2 separate regions of the Homo sapiens genome follow, and region 1 is linked to region 2. The links are chromatin contacts, found by POLR2A ChIA-PET in ENCODE. All regions are on one chromosome and are shown on one strand. Each heading gives the region's core, a stretch centred on a gene start or an enhancer-like site at or near the end of the contact. The rest is flanking DNA. Distances are from core to core; before and after follow the strand shown.

Region 1 (7,514 bases), core at 4,658-7,157, 1.0 Mb before region 2:
AAAAGATAACTCAAAAAATAATTATAATATGTATATATGTACAGAACTGCAGAGAGAAAGATTGGGATACCCGGAAACTGCTAAAAGATGCTTACCTCTGGGGAGAGAGTGAGATTGGAGACAATACTTGTATGGCTTGAATGTTTACATCAAAATGTATTCATTTATTAGGTATTTTTAAAAATTTTTTAAGAAAAATATTTTAATTAATTGAATTCACTTTTTTTTAAGCTAAATCTTTTGATTCAGCTTGTACGCTTTTCCACAACATTAAATGCACACATATCTGCCAGCATTACCATTTGTAGAAGGGATTTTTGTGAAGTAGACTGACTGTGTGTATTAGTCTTTTTCTGTGGGTAACATTCTAATTATTTTGAGATGTGTAGTAACTAAATAATAATAATAATAATAATAATAATAATAATTACTAAGTGGCTCTTTCTTTCTTGGGATCTGTGTAGGGCCAAGGCCTAATGAGTCAGATTCTGATGATCTGGATGATGAAGACTTTGAATGTTTAGATAGTGATGATGACTTGGACTTTGAAACACACGAACCTGGCGAAGAGGCTTCCCTGAAAGGAACACTTGATAATCTCAAGTCATACATGGCCCAGATGGACCAGGAACTAGCACACACCTGCATCAGCAAAAGTTTCACCACTAGGAACCAAGTGGTATGTGTGTTTTTAACCTCTTTCTCTTTCTGAGTCTAGTATGTCAGATAGCTAAAACCATATTTTATCATAGTTTTTCTTTTTTTGGTGTGTGAGATTTGAAATAAATAAGAATGTTAATTGTTTTCCTAACTCTGGTAGGATAAAGGATCATAGACTTAATTTTCCAAAACATAAGCTTCATTATATTACTTATTCTACGTTATCTATCAGGATTTAAAATAAAAAGTCATATAATATGCTCAAATTAGAATGCGATTGTACACTACTACTTCTTAAATACATTTTTTTTCAAAAGTAGTTTAAAAAAACTACAGCTTAAATGGATTTTAAAAAAGAGAGGGCACATGTTCTCAAGACCTTTTGAGACTATGCCTTGGGCCACAGTGGATTAAAACAAAATAACATAAGTAAATAAACAGGATCTTAAACATTCAAATAACTTTCCAGTTTTAACAGTTTATTTTGTATTTTTCCCTAATTTAGAGCCAAATTTAGGATTCACCTTCCGTTTATGTTTTCATCCTAGTTTTTAATGCCACCACTGTCTAATCCTAAACAGAGGTATTATGGAAAGAGCAAGAACCCTGGAGTCTTATGGGTTAGGGTTTGAAGTCTAGCTCAGCTGTCCACTGTGAATGTATCTATAAACCAGTAATCCTCATATCATAAAATTAACATGAGAACCAAATTAGACAGCAGTAAAACCTACAATAGGCCTTTAATTAATGTTAATTCTCCTTGCTTTGATCATCTAAACCACTTTTAAAACTATAGTCACTTCCAGAATTGTCAAAATCTAGTAGAAACCATACATTAGATTTATCTAAAGCAGTATTTCTTAAATTTTAATGCGAATATAAACCAAAAGATCATGTTACAACATAGATTCTGATTAAGTAGGCCTGGGATGAAGCTTGAGATTTTCCTTTTTTTTATTATTATTTTGTTTTATTTTATTATTATTATTATTATTTTATTTGAGATGGAAGTCTCCCTCTGTCACCCAGGCTGGAGTACAGTGGCACGATCTTGGCTCACTGCACCCTCTGCCTCCTGGGTTTAAGCAATTCTCCTGCCTCAGCCTCCCAAGTAGCTGGGACTACAGGTGCGCACCACCGTGCCTGGCTAATTTTTGTATATTTAGTAGAGACAGGGTTTCACCATGTTGGCCAGGCTAGTCTCTGGAGCTCCTGACCTCAAGTGATCCACCCACCTCAGCCTCCCAAAGTGCTGGGATTACAGGCATGAGCGACCACTCCCAGCTGAGTTTTTCCATTTCTAATAAGCCCCAAGCGATGGAGACTCTGCTGCTCCATGGACAATGCTTTGGGTAGCAAGGACATAAAAGTCTATCGAGCTGTAATCTTTCAAATCCTTTCCCCAGCTTGTGGAATCAGAGGCCCAACTAACAATTTAGAATCTTTGTGGTTGGAACCACAAAGCCTTGTGTTTTTACTTTTAAGCTTTTTCACTGGGGGGAAAGAAAGGAACACTCGCTTCTTTCATTTTGAAGAAAATTTACATTATTATTTCATTTAATATTCACTTTTATGTTTGTTTCTTTTAAGACTCTTAGACAAGTTATAAATGTACCTTCTTAATTCTATTAGCCCTTGAGCTATTTCAAAATAGACATGCAATTTATTCGATTTGCAGGAATCTTTCCTGGAGAGAAATGTGTTATAACCTTTAGAACCAAGTTTTATTATGTGTGCTAGGCCATATAACTTGTAGACTTCATTTTCAGTTTATATCACCAAGGATAAGAAGTTTCCTTTTTAATTTGGAATGCAAATTTACATTGTGGCTTAGTTATCTTTTTATTGTAACCACCATGCAACCTAATGATACATTAGCCCATAATTTTCTTTTCCCTCTATGAATAAGGAACCTGTATCCCAGACTACCGATAACAATTCAGATGAGGAAGATTCTGGTACGGGAGAATCTGTTATGGCACCAGTAGATGTAGACCTGAACCTGGTTTCAAATATATTGGAATCCTATAGCTCCCAAGCTGGACTGGCAGGACCTGCTTCCAATCTTTTACAAAGCATGGGAGTGCAGCTGCCTGACAACACCGATCACAGACCAACAAGTAAGCCAACAAAAAATTAACCAGCACATTTAGCTTCTCTTTTTTCTTTTTAAATAAATATTGAATATGATTCTGTTCATTTCTAGTTTAGATTACTCATTTAGTAAAAATGTTTCTTCATTACAAGTTTTACAGATTGACTTCTCCATGAGCCCCAAATGTGGCCCTCTTGGCACAAGTCTTTGTGATCTCAGCTGTGGGTTATACACAGGTTTTGAACTCGGCAGGGTAGAATCTAGCCCCTAGACAACCTTGAGATGAAATTCACACACTTCATGCTAAAGACATACCCTACCACAATATACCCTTGGAGTAATTCTAAATATTTAAATTTCTCCCTTACTGCTATTCATCCTCAGATCAAAATTTCAAGTTGACAAATTTGGATTTGAAAACTCATTCACTTTTTCAATTTTTTTAATGAGGCATAACATGCATATGGTTAAGTGCACAAATCTTAAGTGTACAGTCAGTGAATTTTTGCATGTATGTATGTACCTGAAGCAAGATATAGAACTTATTTACTTGTAAATAACAGCTATATTGATATGTCACATACCAAAAAATTTACCCTTTAAATTATACAATTCAGTGGTTTTTAGTATATTTACAAAATTGTGCAACCATCCCTACCATCTAATTCTAGAATATTAGAAACCCCATACTCACTAATAGTCTCTCATTCCCTTCTACTCCCAGCCCCTAGAAACCACTAGTCTACTTTCTGTCTCTATGGATTTGCCTATTTTGGATATTTCATACCTGATACTGTACTTAATTGTTTTAATTAATTAATTGGTTTGATATTTAATATAACTGATATATCTTTTGCTAAGATGAAATGTTTATTTCTTAAAATGATGCTCATATTCCTCCTAAAATAAATCAAGTATTATCTATATATCATAAAATTCACCATTAAAAGCAAAAAAAAAGTCTTCTTTACAGACAGCTCCATATACTGACCATGTTTTTATAATCTAGGTCTCTGGATTCTTCTTTATTATTGTATGCAGCAGAGAGATGCCTTTACTATATCTTACCCTATCCAAGTAAAAACAATGGAAATAGTTTCATACTGTTCCCTCTCCAGTGACCAAGGGAGGAATTAGGAGAATGGTGTAGTAGAGTTCTCATCTGAGAACTTACTATCACGAACTAATAAAAACTGAATATGGCCGGGCATGGTGGTGGGCGCCTATAATCCCAGCTACTTGGGAGGCTGAGGCAGGAGAATAGCTTGAACCCGGGAGCCGGAGGTTGCAGTGAGCCAAGATTGCGCCATTGCGCTCCAGCCTGAGCGACAAGAGCGAAACTCCGTCTCAAAAATAAATAAATAAAAACTAAATATACCATATCCCACTCCAATCCTTTGTCTTCCTAGTGTTCACTGAAATGAACTAAGGAAGAGGATAAGTGTTACACATTGACTAAAGTAACACATCAGATGATATTGTGCAACATTTTAACATTTTAAATAATAATTATTTTAAATATATTTTTATTGTTTGTTTTGAAGCTACATTTCTCATGTTAAAAATGGGGCCAGAATGCCGTCCCAGCTCAACTGTGAGAAAAAGGTTTCCCCCCATCGCACTTGTGGTACATTAGGTTTATCTTCATTGAGGATTAAATATTGGGTAGAGAAAGGGTGATAGGCAAAAATATAAATGAAATTTTTTTTTATTCTGGTTGCCACGGCTGACTGACTTTCAGCCAGGCTCACAAGATTTTACCTGTTTTTCTATTCTGCATCATGGACCCAGATGGGTTCTATTTATCCTTAGCACCTTCATAATTTATTGCCCATGTATATATTCTCAGGTCAGGTAGGTCCTGTACCAAAGTTTCTTTTATTTATCTGCCATTTTCAGTATTCCAGGCCTGCTCTCTTCTGCCTCAGCTTTCAGATATCCTTGGGGTTCTACAGCAAAGCTCTTTTCCCACTCACTACTGAGAAGCAAAGTTCAATGTTGCAGCTCCTGCTGTTAGCCACTCTCATCTTTTCTTTTCCAAAAACACATTAATCAAAAAACAAACAGTTACTCCATGGTAAGTTTGGGAAACTCATAACCAGGAATTCCGCACACTCCCCTTTCTATCAGTATTTTCAGATTGGGGATGTGTACACATGCGCTCACAAACACACCCACATAGAGATAGAAAAGATTGGGAGATGGTAATACACATGGACCCTGAACTGTTTTCTTCTAACTGCAAGATATGAAGAAATCTCAGGACCTCTCTTTTGTGAGTGCTTTTCCCTTCTGCATGCTGGGTTCAGCCCAGGTAAAGGCAAGCTGCCAATCTAACAAGACAATCAAGTCCCATCACATATTATCCCTCAACATTTCCTGATGAAGGCACTTTGATTTCCCCAAAGCAATGATGGTTTGCTGGCAGTGGAGAGAGCAATGACCTTTTGAGATCAAAAGGAAATTCAGTGCTTTAACTTTTCTAGTTTTAGAATCTCTTTAGTGCTATGGGACTTTGGGACTTAGTCCTATGGGACTTTGACATGTAAATAACCTTAGGGTCTCTGGAGCTTTTGTCTTTAATCACAAATAAGTCCCTAGAATCTTCTGAAGATATGATTATTTCCTCTTTTCAGCAAGACCTCTAACATTCCTCCTGCACATTGCTTCAGTTGTTACACTGACTTGAAACCTGGACTTAAATGTTTAATTGTCACCAATAGGGATCCTTTCCCCTACCCCCAAATTCTCACCTTGTAAAATTTTCTCAATTCACAGGACAGAAAAAGACATCAGAACAAAGGTGTGGAAATTTCTTTTATTTTCCCCAAATAAACTCTTCTCCCTTATGGCATCATATATGAATGATGAGAAATCCTAAATTTAGTTTATTCCATAAAGTTTAAGAAATAGGTCAGGTTTGGCATCTGTTTATCTCCACCAATCCCTTTGTTAATCAACACGTTGTGGATGTGCAAATGCCAGCAACTGTTTTATTTAGGAAAACAGGCATGGCAAAGCAATAGTCTTTTCCCTGGGTCACAAACTGAGCATGTGACAGAGCTGAAAACAGCGAAAAAGATTTACTGTCTGGAGTCCCATTGGGATTCTACTTCCTCAACAGAGCCTCAGGGCATCTGATTTATTATAAAGTACTCTGAGTCATAATGACTTAATTGTGACTTTTATTTAACTAGCATGTTCATGTAACTAGAATGCACCTGTACATGAATTTTAAAATGTCATACTGTGCTATTTTTCTTAATTCTGTAAGGGTAACAAGTAACTCAGTAATGACTTAAAACTTGCTATATATTTTCAATACTAAGATAAAAGTTTTAACCAAACTTACAACAGGCACATTTTGGCAGTTAGTGTAAACACAACATTAACAAGCCATATGCCAGAAGATGTTTGCTTCCAAGGCCTTAGAGAAAATGACTGAACAAGGGCCTACATCCAAACTAATGCTTCCCCCTTCCCCCTGATTTTTGACAGTTGACAGCTCATCAGTTTTCTTCTCACACTGGCTTTTTTGATTGCCCATTGGTAGGAATTTCTTCCATTAACACTGCTGATAGAAGTGTCTTACTGTAGGCTCACCCTTTGCTCTGCCCTTCTGAGGTCCTTCTGCAGCTTATCTTTTGTCACTTCTCCTTTGTCAACTGATCTCTAGTTTGTCCCTCAGGAATACCAAGGAGCGATCTAAGTGACTTGATCCGGGCTAAGCAGGCAGGGAAGAACAGGTCTGTTTTTCCACCCACTCCTTAATCAGTTGGTGGGAGATGGCTAACTTAGGGGGCAGCCAGAATGGGAAAGTCCCATTCTGTTGCTGAGTATAGGGGCCCTTTCTCTTCAGGGCTGTGGCTACCTCATCATGACTGAACCAGGCAGCTGTCTCTAATTCTCTCAAGTTCACCTGGATCTGAAAGACATAAGGAAGAAAAGGATGTAAGGTCAGGAGCTACAAAATTTAGAATACTATGGCCAAAGGTCAGAAAATGATTCTAGAACTAAGCAATCTTAGAAGATAATACCTGGGATCTTCAGGTTAGGTGAAAGTCAGTTCTAGATACTGCCCAGAAGCAAAAGAGGCATAATTAAGAAATGAGAGTTTTATATGTGTGTGTGTGTGTGTGTATATATATATATATTTTTTTTTTTTTAGACGGAGTCTCTCTCTGTTGCCCAGGCTGGAGTGCAGTGGCGCTATCTTGGCTCAATGCAAGCTCCACCTCCCAGGTTCACGCCATTCTCCTGCCTCAGCCTCCTGAGTAGCTGGGACTACAGGCGCCCGCCACCATGCCCGGCTAATTTTTTGTATTTTTTAGTAGAGACAGGGTTTCACCGTGTCAGCCAGGATGGTCTCGATCTCCTGATCTTGTGATCCACCCGCCTTGGCCCCCCAAAGTGCTGGGATTACAGGTGTGAGCCACTGTGCCCGGCCGAGTTAAATATATTTCTAACATAGTAAAAAAAAAAAGATAAGATACATTAAATAAATCCTGGAAGTACAAATACTAAAATGTTAAGAGTGGTTAACATTGAGAATAAATTATGAATAATACCTATTTTTCCTTGTGTCTCTATTGATTGTATAAATTTTTCAATTAAAAAAGAACATACAAATATTACTTTTTTTTTTTTTGAGATGGAGTTTTGCTCTTTTTACCCAGGCTAGAGGGCAATGGTGTGATCTTGGCTCACTGCAACCTCCCCTCCCAGGTTCAAATGATTCTCCTGCCTCAGCCTCCCGAGT
Region 2 (6,814 bases), core at 3,361-5,860:
CACTGCACTCTAGCCTGGGTGACAGTGAGTGAAACCCTGTCTCAAAAAAAAAAGGAAAAAAAAAATTGCCTTAAGTCATATAGATTGTACCAGCAGCTCTCACAGTGTGGACTTTGGACTTCTAGGAGTCCCCAGGAACCTTTTAGGGGATGCCTACGAGGAGGTCCAAACTGTTTTCATAAGAACGCTAAGGTGCTATGTGCCTTTTTAACTCATTCTCTCACGAGTGTTCAGTGGAGTTTTCCAGAGGCTCTGTGACATGGTGACATCACTCTGATAATTAGTAGAATGTGTGTGTGTGTACTTTTGTTTTCTAGAATATTGTAAATTGATAGATTTAGGGTATAAATATATGTGTTTTCAGAGATTAACTCAGTTTGCTGCCAGTGCTTCTACTGTGCTCTTACTGGCTATTTTCATTTATACCTGCTGCTGAGTCATGACCACCCAAAATCTACATGTTGAAGCTCTAACTCCCAGTAACTCAGAATGTGACTGTTTATTTGGGGATTGGGCTTTTAGTGGGGTGATTAGGTTAAAGTGAGGCTGTTAGGGTCGGCCCTAATGCAATCTGTCTGGTGTCTTTATAAGAAGAGGGAATTTGGACACACAGAGACACCAGACTAGTGTGTGCACAGAGGAAACGAAGACACAGCAAGAAGGCGGCCACCCTGCAGGCCATGAAGAGAGGGCTCAGGAGAAACCAGACCCACCAACAGTTTGATCTTGAACTCTGAGCCTCCAGAACTGTGAGAAAATAATCGTCTGTTGTTGAAGCCACCCAGTCTGTGGTACTTTGTTACGGCAGCCCCAGCAATGGATACACGTGCTGTAATGCAGAAGCTTATGCCAGACTCTGTCTTCTTCTGACCAGACACTAAAGAGATTTGTAAAACTGTAAAACAGTGCCACTCTCTTACTAATTTGGGGGAGCGGTAGAGACGGTTGTTTTTCATAAAATATTCTGTTAATATGAAATGGGTACATTTATTATTTTAAAATAAATTTAAATTCTTAATTTGATTTTCAAATACAGTAAATATCACTATATATATAACTCACAGAAACAAAAGTTCTTTGGGGTCCTCAATAATTTTTTAGTGTTAAGGGCTCCTGACGCCAGAAAGTTTGAGAATGGCTATACTATACTATACTTCCAAATGGGATCCTATTATATATGATCTTATATAACGAGCTTTTCTCACCCAGCAATACATAGTGGATCACATTGGTCTTTAATAGATACAGATCTACATCATTATTTGTAATGTCTGCACAATAGTCTGTTACAGGTATGTTTTATCCTTTAATTAGGTGGTTCCTGGCTAATGGACATTGAATTGGTTTCCAGGATGGGCTATTATGAACAATTCTGGATCTTTGTGTGTTTATCTTTTTGTGCTTGTGGGGTCATCTAGAAATGGAATTAAATGGATTTTAAGATACATTCAGGCCAGGCACGGTGGCTCATGCTGGTAATTCCAGCACTTTGGGAGGCCAATGCGGATGGATCACATGAGATCAGTTTGAGACCAGCCAGACCAACATGGAGAAACCCCATCTCTACTAAAAATACAAAATTAGCCGGGTGTGTTGGTGCGTTCCTGTAATCCCAGCTACTCGGGAGGCTGAGGCAGGAGATTTGCTTTTGAACCTGGGAGGCAGAGGTTGCAGTAAGCTGAGATCGCGCCATTGCACTCCAGCCTGGGCAAGAGCGAAACTCGATGTATTCAATTTGGGTTTCTTATGAGGAAACTAAGGTTTCTCTTCTCCATTTTAGAATTGCTAAATATTAAGTGCAAACAGAAAAATGTGTAAAATATATGTACCACTTAATACATATACCTAGCAGCAGCTCCTCATGTTTGGGGCTATTGTCTTGAAAAGGCTAACCTGCCAGTAATTCTTTCAAACATGAGGAAAACCAAGCTGGGTGTGGTGGCTTATGCTTGTAATCCCAGCACTTTGGGAGGCTGAGGAGGGAGGATCACCTGAAGCCAGGAGTTCAAGACCAGCTTGGCCAACATGGTGAAACCCCATTTCTACTAAAAATACAAAAATTAGCTGAGCATGGGGACGGGCACCTGTAATCCCAGGTACTCGGGAGGCTGAGGCAGGAGAATCCCTTAAACTTGGGAGGCGGAGGTTGCAATGAGCCGAGATCGCACCACTGCTCTCCAGCCTGGGCGACAGAGTGAGACTCCATCTCAAAAAAAAAAAAAAAAAAAATTGAAAAACCTTTTCTTTTTCTTCTTTTCTGTTTTCTTTTGAGAAAGAGTCTCGCTCTGTTTCTCCAGCTGGAGTGCAGTGGCACGATGCTAGCCCAGTGTAGCCTTAATTCCGAGGCTCAAGCAGTCCTCTCACCTCAGCCTCCGAGTAGCTGGGACCACAGGCATGTGCAACGTGGCTCATTTTTTAAATTTTGTATAGAGATAGGGTCTCGCTATGTTGCCCACGATGGTCTGGAACTCCTAGGCTCAAGCCATCCTCCTGCCTCTTGGCCTCCTAAAGTGCTGGGATTACAGGTGTGAGTCAGCACACCTGGCCCTTTTTTTCTTCTTTGTAAACTAAAACTATTGGCCATTTCCTACAAGTTTTACACCAGTCATCTGGAAATTTGGGTTCTTCTTCCTAAATAGCATTACTATTGGCTTCACTAATGGGACTGGAATGTTGTTGATTAGCTTTCGACACAGGACTAGTATTGACCCAGCTTGAAGGTGCTACAGAAGGCAAGTCCCACTGGAGAAGCTACCTGGGACTGTGGGAGCCATTTTGACCCTCAGAGTCTGGAGACAGCTATTGTCATATTGATGGGCATCTTGACAGCACCTTTCCAAACTCTTTATTCAGCAACTTTGGTAACTCTGGAAGCCCCTAAGATAGCACAGGAATGGGAGAGCTGTGGTATCTGGTACCTATCTCCTAAGTGCCTTAGAGATATATAGCTAGCTTTGCTAAAAACGAAAACAGAAACAAAAAAAAAAAAAACAACAAAAAACTAGGATTGTAGGATTGAGATGGTGGAAAAGATGGCAAATTTTGATGAATCTTCAGAACTATGGGACACCGTAGCCTTCTCTTCCCAACCAGAGGAAAGACTAACTTTTTAAAAAAATGCCCATTATGCCCACTTAGTATGTAATTTTGCTTGCACTTTACAGCAGTTTTAATGATGGTATTACCATTAGTTTTAGATAGAAAATAGGTAATTGCTCAAGAATCCAGCCAGTAAGTGGGATTCTGTCCTCTAGTCTCCACGACAGCAAGCCGTGCTCTCTCACTGTACAGCGCCAGGACACACCCAGGAAGAATGCTTTATTACTGTGAGATGAAGACGTCAATGGCCAGGGCCTCACTGCAGCACCACCACTAAATCCAACAGCAAAGGAAACAAGAAAACATGGAAAGGGAGCTATTGTTTTCTGTTTTCCCAACGAGACTCCGGCCTGAGCCACTGAGGCATTCAGAGTTCCCAGATAGGCCAGATTCAGGGTGACAAGGAACCTTGTAAGCTATGTTTTTTCCTACTGATTAAGATTATGTTTTTTAAAGCATTTTAAATTTTTATTTTATTTTTAGATCACAGCAGCTAAGTCTTTTTATAAAAACACAATCTAGGGCTTGGGTCCCAAAAGTTCACTAGGTTTTGTCCCATCAGATGATGTTTCCTCTTTAATGTATTTGTAATGTAAACCTGTCCCCATTTCTGCTGTGCTCTTGGGACTGTGGCCAGCCTCCAGCCTTCCCCGCTGGTATGTCAACATTTAAATCTACAGCCAATAAGGAGGGTCGCAGTTTCAACAAAACCCGAAACACCTCAAACAAAACCAGCACCCCACCCCAGCCCCCCACTCCCCGGCTTCCCCAGTGGCTTATTCAAACTAACTTGAAGTCAAAAAACCATAAGCAAATATGCCTTTTCCAAATTTGCAGCCTCCAAGGCAGATGAAATGGTCAGACATTTGCCTTTTAGGGTTGTCCTGGGAAGAGCTGACAAAACGGGTGACAGCCCCTAAACAGCTGCCTGGGGAGGAGGACATCTGCCTCTGTTTCACCAGCCACTCAGTGCTCAGGCCTTGCCTTGCGCAACGCGGTGCCGCTGGGGAGCAATGGTTCTGAGCAGCCAGTTGTTATACGGCTTTTGTCTTAACGAAGCCACCCATTACGGTAGAGCCATAACTCGCAGGAAGCCAGCTGTCAGGGCTGTGGCGCAGGCCCCTCTGGGTGGGAGGCAAGGGGAGAAAAACAGTGTCTGGCCAAATTCCCTTTCCGACACCTGAGCCTGGCTGGCTTTGTAACCGGAGAGTTTTGTGCCCTCTCCCCCATCCCATCTTCCCCGGGGAGATCCTGGGGCCCTTCTTGCTCTCCATCCTTTGAGGGAGCTCAGGGACATTTCGGGATTCTGGATTTCTTGGTCTGCAACTCCCTGTGTGCCAGGCGGGGCTGGGCCCCGCTGCGGCTGGCTGGCGTTTGGCGCTCTCATCGAGGGAGCGCTTCGCTTTGAAATCTACCCACTCCTTTTTTTTTTTTTTTTTTAAACCAGGTATGATGATGTCAAACGTGATGCTGATGCTACAGTTACAGCCCCTGCTGGCGCAGCCTCTCTGATTCTCTCTCCCTCTCCGCGTCCAGTGCTGGGCTTTTTCAGACAAGTGCATCTCCTAACCAGGTCACATTTCAGCCGCGACCCACTCTCCGCCAGTCACCGGAGGCAGACCGCGGGAGGAGAGCTGAGGACAGCCGCGTGCGCTTCGCCAGCAGCGGGGTGGGAGGAAGGACATTAAAATACTGCAGAAGTCAAGACCCCCCCAGGTCGAACCCAGACCACGATGCGCGCCCCGGGCTGCGGGCGGCTGGTGCTGCCGCTGCTGCTCCTGGCCGCGGCAGCCCTGGCCGAAGGCGACGCCAAGGGGCTCAAGGAGGGCGAGACCCCCGGCAATTTCATGGAGGACGAGCAATGGCTGTCGTCCATCTCGCAGTACAGCGGCAAGATCAAGCACTGGAACCGCTTCCGAGACGTGAGTCCGCAGGGCTGCCAAGGCAGAGACCCGGGGTTGCGGGTTCGGGGATTGAGCTCCGGGGTCTGCGGGAGCGGCCGCCGCACGTCGCAGCCCGAGGCTCCGCAGCCTGGCCGGCTAATTACACGGAAAGTAAACAGTACTGGGGGTCACAGCCCAGCGCCCCTCCCCTGTCCCTGCGGCCCGGGCCGGCGGCCCTGGGACCCCCCAGCCCCGGGACCCCCAGCTCCACACCTGCCCGACGCTCCGGGGTCGCGCGCTCCGGGGTCTCCCCTGCGGGCCGGGAGTGGGAAGGGGTGCGGGGCCGGGGGGACCCGGACCCCGGCTGCCGCTGGACCCCGACCCGGTCCCCAGCTGCGTTGTGCGAGCCGCCCCCGGGCCTGCCCCAGCCGCTGGGATGCTGCAGGCTGCACATACGGGGCACTGCAGCACCGGCAGGTCTGGGTGGGGCCGGCAGTGAGGGTGGCATCGGCTCGCGCGGTGCCCTCTGTTCCCACCGTGGGCTTTGCGGGAGGGGGACAGCATGGGACGGGAGTGTGACCGGGGCTCTGGGTCTGGGGTCCCAGCAGCCTTCTAGGCGAGATGGTGGAAGGCGTGTCCGTACGGGGGTGGGCTGGGGTCCCCGTGCAGAAGGGCGCGCGAGGACCCAGGCTGGTTTTCCCGGACCAACATTTCAGGGGGGAATCCAGCCTGGAGCGAGGGGAGCAGCTCGGAGCCAGAGGAAGGCTCCCGGCCCGGTGGGCTTGAGAAGCCGGGGAGAGTCCAGAAGCTGGGTTTGGGGGCCCCCGGCGGGCGCCGCCCGAACCCCGGCGTAACCTTGGGCCGAACTCCGCGGGGTGGGGGCGGGGGGGTAGCTGCGGCACTTTTGTTTACCGGCACCTGTGGATCAGAGGGGAAGTCGCAGGCGGCGGCCCGGCGGGGCTGGCTCCTTCCTCTCGGCCGGGCCGGGTTGGGGGCTGGGGAAGCAGGGGTGAGGCAGGGCGGGCGGAGGGTGTGGCTGGACCCCGAGATCGTTGGGGGTGCTGTGGGGGATGGGCCCGGATGCGCCAGAGGCGACGCCGGCTGCTCCTGGCGACCTGGTGCTCACCGCGGCCCTGACCCCAGAAAACCTCTTCTAGGACCCTGGCCCTTACTCCTCCTTCCCCAGGTTCCCTCGTCCGACCCACCCAGTACAACGCAGGCCACACCATGACCTCTCCCGTTTTCTCCTTAAACTGCGTGCATCCACAAGTTCCTTGGAAATTTGTTTAAAACACACATGCTTCATAGGCTATCCAGCCAAGTGATGGGAAGAGGCAGAGATTTGGATCTTTTTGTTACCGTCAGACAAGTGACTGTTTCTCCCCAAAGTCAAACTGGCAGGTTGTAATTCACAGAGGACAGCAGGAACCACGGGCAGCCAGGTCTCCAGGCTGAGTGGCCGGGCCCCGCGATGGGCTGCTGATCTCCGCCTTCGCCCCACATGCGACCTGTCCAGCCGCAGGAGCCTGGAGCCCCGCGAGGCCTTCCCGAAGCACCTGCAGGCCCAGCGCAGATGAGCCGCAGTCTCCTGCCGCTTCCTGGGCAGCAGCCCGGCCACAGCAGCGAGGGGGCGGCAGCAGGCCGGCCCATCCGGAATCCATGTGTCACTGGCCTAGGCCTCCCTCCGACTCGCTGGCTGTTTGATCTGCCAAAATGGGACCAGTGAAGGTCAGAGGGAAAAGAAATGCTTAATCAGAACAGGAAAGGTTTAAAATAAAAGATTCCTCCCCACCTCCCTTCTTCCACCTGCTTCCAATAGCCAGCTCCGTGGG

What was found. ChIA-PET counts read pairs that join two places held with the same protein, here RNA polymerase II (POLR2A).
Region 1: POLR2A ChIA-PET joins it to region 2 with 16 read pairs in activated T-cell. The contact joins the enhancer-like site here to the promoter of SPOCK2 in region 2. POLR2A ChIA-PET finds 5 or more read pairs at or near these places in 2 of 52 experiments (T-cell and activated T-cell).

The regions. Positions count from the first base shown.
Region 1 is chr10:73,129,869-73,137,382 of GRCh38, reverse strand. NUDT13 (nudix hydrolase 13) reads right to left here. Exons shown (of 9, transcript NM_015901.6): 9 at 5,560-6,680. The coding sequence ends at 6,480. It overlaps ECD (ecdysoneless cell cycle regulator), which reads left to right. Exons shown (of 14, transcript NM_007265.3): 13 at 465-679; 14 at 2,570-3,715. The coding sequence ends at 2,800. Among named protein-coding and RNA genes, the nearest start is that of SNORA11F, 7.4 kb to the right of the region's middle. Within about 2 kb of position 5,907, at least 3 of the 41 ENCODE cell types and tissues checked have a DNase peak (open chromatin) inside an H3K27ac peak, as active enhancers do.
Region 2 is chr10:72,086,347-72,093,160 of GRCh38, reverse strand. SPOCK2 (SPARC (osteonectin), cwcv and kazal like domains proteoglycan 2) reads left to right here and starts at 4,610. Exons shown (of 11, transcript NM_001244950.2): 1 at 4,610-5,021. The coding sequence starts at 4,833.